Regions from separate parts of the Homo sapiens genome. Here region 2 is linked to region 1. Evidence: chromatin loops called from intact Hi-C (ENCODE). Cell type or tissue: MCF 10A. All regions are shown on one strand.

Region 1 (2,500 bases):
GTAATAACTTTTATCTTTTTGATAAGATTTATCATGCTACTTTAGATTCTTTCTTTTTAAAAAATTTTTTGAGACAGCGTCTTGCTCTGTTGCCCAAGCTGGAGTGCAGTGGCACAATCATGGCTCACTGCAGCCTTGACCTCCTGAGTTCAAGCTATCCTTCCACCTCAGCTTCCTGAATAGCTGGAGCTACAGGTGTGGGCCACTATGCCTGGCTTGTTTTGTAACTTAAAGATGAGGTTCTCACTGCATTACCTAGGCAGGTGTTGAACTCCTGGCTTCAGGTCATCTTCCCACTAGGGCCTCCCAAAGTGTTGAGATTATAGGCATGAGCCATGGCACCCAGCTAGATTCCTGTTTTATTTTATGTATTCTGGTTACCCTGGCAGGGGCAACCCCACTTGTGATCTTTGCTTTATCGTGCATAAACCCTGCAGTTACACTGCACATTTTCTTTATAAACCTTTCTTCTCTTAGGCCCCCGAGCTGCCCTGGAAATCAATGTTTTCTCTTGGCTTTCAAGAATGGATGTGGTAGAAGGGAGTCTGACTCCAGGCTGAAAGAGTTAATTTCGGCCGGGCGCGGTGGCTCACGCCTGTAATCCCAGCACTTTGGGAGGCCGAGGCGGGCGGATCACAAGGTCAGGAGATCGAGACCATCCCGGCTAAAACGGTGAAACCCCGTCTCTACTAAAAATACAAAAAATTAGCCGGGCGTAGTGGCGGGCGCCTGTAGTCCCAGCTACTTGGGAGGCTGAGGCAGGAGAATGGCGTGAACCCGGGAGGCGGAGCTTGCAGTGAGCCGAGATCCCGCCACTGCACTCCAGCCTGGGCGACAGAGCGAGACTCCTTTTCAAAAAAAAAAAAAAAAAAAAAAAAAAAGAGTTAATTTCTATTCACCCACTCTTCAGGTTACCCCATCCTCTTTGATCAAAGAATGGCTTTTGGGACTCTTCCCAAGACACAAACGACTTTTTGATGTGGCTGTGAGACCTATTTTTGAAAAGAGCCTGCATGTCTGAAATGCCGAAGAAGGCAGGAGGGTACTGTCAGGGTCAGTCAATCCACCTGCCTGTGGCCATAAGCACTGCCCTCCTGCAGGCTGCGGATGGTGCGCCTCTGAGGTTGCTTTCATTTTTAGGTGGTGTTGTTGCCTCCCTTCTCCCTGGTGGCAAAGCAGCAGGCAATTATTTACTGAAGACAATGTGGAAGAGAGGCAGGGTATATACAGAATGTTCTTTCTCAGGCTATTTGGACCCAACCTGCTGACTCACAGTGTGTCACGTTTGTGTGTGTGTGTTAATCACTAAGCTTGGTGCCAGCTCTTCCACCCTTTATATACCACCCTTCTGTCTGAAACAGGAAGTCATCTTCCTATTTTTTTTTTTCTTTTGGTCCACCTGTTTATCACTCAAATCAATTTCTCTTCTTCCACCTGCTTAACTTTCTCTCAAATACATATTTTTAAATCACTGTTGGTGGATACAAGGATTATTGCAGCTGAGTGATTGGATGATCTTTTATTTTGCTCTTTCTTTTATGGACAGAAGCCAAACCACTGAAATGAATGATCAGAATAAAACTTAGAGCTTGTTACAATGTGCTTTGAAGAGCAAAGTCATGATAATTAGCTATCTGTGAGTCCTGAGAATTCTAGATTAATTGCAGGATTTTAAAACTTATTTTTAAGTTCCAACTGTCACTTTTATCAGTTCCAGCTATTTCAGTGGATACAGAGCTCACATTCAGATGGTGTGCTCATCAGCCTTCTATTGGTTTACATTAAATAGTTTGCTCTCACAGGCACCTCTCTTTAAAGCATTTTATAAATGCTAATTAATTGCCAGGCCCTCAGGAATTGTTCAACATCATCATTTTCATCATACACATTAGGAAACCAATATACAATGAGGTTCGAATGCTCAATGAAGACCTCATAGTAGTTGGTAGCAAAGGACAAAGTAGAAATCTCCCAGATTTTAATTTCTTAGCTCAAAATTTTAAAACCATTATCTAGTTCAGTAATTGAACAAGCATTGTGTGTCTTTTGTCACAGTATTCTTGGAAATTGGAGATGTTCATGCTTATTGACAGATATCTTGGCATCCTGGTTGCCACTGGGGTCTAACTAGGCTACCTAATCAAACACTTCATTTGAACGGAAATTCTCATATACAACAGCTGACTTGTTCTAAGGCTGGTCATCATGTTATTATCCTCCAGTTCCATCACCTTTGTCACCAGCCTTGCCTTTTATTGATTCTGAGACCAATTGCTATTCACATACATGACTGAAAGTCCTGTACCTGGGTGTAAGTATGACCTTTTTGGTAACCTGTGTATCTGAGCATGGTCTTAGGTCATGGAACAAACTGCTTCTGTCTGTTAGAGCCATTTGTCTAGTATCTCTAGGGGAAAGAAGAAGAACCATAGTTATTCTAAGCTAGGGCTGTGGAATATTCTGTTAAAGAAAAGCAAACACAATAAAAGTGCATTTCAGG
Region 2 (2,500 bases), 170 kb before region 1:
ATGTGAAGGATGTGGAGGAAATGTTTTCATTGATCTATCTGGGATGACACCAAGAGCTTTTCCCACAGAGTTTACAACTAATTCAGAATCTGTCAGTTTAAGAGCAGAGTATTGAAATTTTTCTTTCTAAGATGTATTGTAGCTCATACACATCCAGGGTGAGTTGTCTTTTCTTAAATTTTTATCTTTCTTGCAAGTATGTTTTGTAGTTCTCACTATTTATCCCTACAATAACCAAATTAAAGACATTTTGATGTTACCTTCAAAATGTCTTTCTTTTGTTCTTAATCCTTGATAGATTTATTTAATAGACTCAAATAGCTAATTATTCATAATTCTATTTTATTTTTACCCTATACTTCCTTGTGCTTTGGTCAAGTGCAAATATAATATTCAATTTCCATTAGTATTTCGTTTTCAGATTGTCTTAGGGAATTTTGTAAGAAAAGATAGAAATCCCTAATTATTGAGACATCAGACATGCAACAATTTTAATGTATTATTTCATATTTGGACAAAAGGACTGTCTTTTATCTATGAAGGTATTAGATAATTTTGTAGTGTTCTCAAAATTTGAAAAATGATTATTTTAAAATTGTACTGTATTATTCTTTTATTTGTAAAAAGACAGAATTAAGATAAATTATACATTTTTGTGAGCAAGAAACCCTTATATGCAACAAAGAGGTGAATAGGTATATTCCTAAAATATACTTAGTAAAACCATGCTTATGATATCTGGAATATAGAAAACTTGAAAAGTCCACCTAATTATCTCAATAAAACATGTAAAATATTTAAATACCTAAATAAATGTTTTCCACAATTATGAGAGACTAATTTCAATTCATAATTTTATTATTAAATGTCTTTACAGAGTGTGCTAGACATCGGTGAATTTCAAAGAACAAAAATAACAAAAATCCAACAATATAATCAGGAACATTTCATAGATTTTACCCAATAAAATGTTTAAAAGTTAAAATGTTTTTATAACATTTTAATGTTTGAGATAGAGTTTCTATGTGGACAGAAATGAGCATCCTGAAAGAAAACAGAAATGTAGTACAGTTGTTTTTAAAAATGGCATCATTAGAGGGCACTATTGAATGCCTTGTAGGAATTGCAAACTTGAACATATAGCCAAGACCAAAAATTTTATGGCATAAAACTGTATCTTTAGCTATTCTTGATGACATAATATAAATAGATTTAGAAATTATAAACTTTTGTCATCAAACTAGAAAAGGAAAGAAGGAAGAGAGGGAAGGAGGGAAGGAGGAAAGTGTATGGGATGAATCACATTAACGTTAAAGTTGAGAAGCAGGAAAGGGAACAATAGAGGCCTTAATTTGAAAGCATAAAATTTAGGATTATCAAAATGCTGAAGGAACTGAACTAAAGCTAGAAGGAGAAAAAGCCAAAGGCACTTTATCTTTAATTTTAGATTATCAGTATTGTTTAAGTTAGATTTGGAATGTTTAAACCTTGATGAAACAACATCAAACGATCACATGAATGCCCAGATGCAGCATAGTCTTGTAAAGAAAACACCATAATATTCTTTAAAAAGTTTTGATTTACTTATTCAGTCAGGCAGCATTTATGTATTTACTTAGAACTACGCTGGGTACTGAGAAATTGTAAATTAAAGAGCTCTTGGTTCCAGTGTTTAAGACATATAGAGCCTTTTTGTTTGTTTGCTTGCTTTAGAGTATTAACTAAAACAACTATATAAAAGTATTATGATAGCCATTATAATTTTCTCTAGTGACTAAATACTTTGATAAAGAGTATAATCTTTAAAACTCTATAAGGTGATATTGTTAAGTAGAACTAGAAACTAGAAAGCTCCTGCAGGTATTTAGACAAATCACTACTTTATTTCTTCATACGAAAATCACGTAACTATAATCATTCATGGACATATTGAAAAAAATCTATAAAACAATGGAGATCATTAAGTACAGTTTTAGATAAAGCAAAAATGTGAATATTTCAGTATTTCTGTCACAGAGACATTCTGTACATGATACACCTTAAAAAATAACTTATGGACAAGTATTTCACTTCCTGATCTATCATGTATTTCTTGTGTAGGAATGGGCATAATTCTCAATATCCAAGTATTTTACATGCATATGCATTCTGATGTGCACTTTCCATGGATTGACGGTTTTTGTGTTTTGTTTTGCTTCCCCTACCCACCATCCTTTTGAGTTCTTCTGTTTTCATAAGTGTTAACTTTCTACTCCTCATTCTTTTATTTGCTTGGTTAGGTAAATTATTAAACTTTTGCCAGTGCCTAGTGAGGAGAATCTGTTGAACATATTTAGCTTAATTTTATCTATGGCAATAGCATAGATTTCATTTTTGCAGCTTAATAAATAATGTGAATTATAGGAATCTTCCTTTACACATACTGGATGCAACTACTGCTCTATAGGCACTTTTATGGGATCATTTGATTATGTCTCCTCAACAGGTCATGTTGCTATTC

What was found. Hi-C counts contacts between places; a loop is a spot of excess contacts. Peaks named below come from ENCODE experiments on the same cell type or tissue, not always from the same donor. Only the 100,000 strongest peaks of a DNase experiment are listed, where the experiment ranks them.
Region 2: it touches region 1 in a loop (5-fold over the local background); 2 of 110 quality-filtered maps call a loop at or near these places.

Annotation. Positions count from the first base shown.
Region 1 is chr10:9,595,469-9,597,968 of GRCh38, forward strand. The region is part of intron 5 of LINC02663 (long intergenic non-protein coding RNA 2663); the gene reads right to left. Among named protein-coding and RNA genes, the nearest start is that of LINC02663, 280 kb to the right of the region's middle. In MCF 10A, no CTCF peak of the experiment used is centred here; a DNase peak (open chromatin) is centred at 1,263.
Region 2 is chr10:9,426,301-9,428,800 of GRCh38, forward strand. No RefSeq gene overlaps it. Among named protein-coding and RNA genes, the nearest start is that of LINC00709, 150 kb to the left of the region's middle. In MCF 10A, no CTCF peak of the experiment used is centred here; no DNase peak of the experiment used is centred here.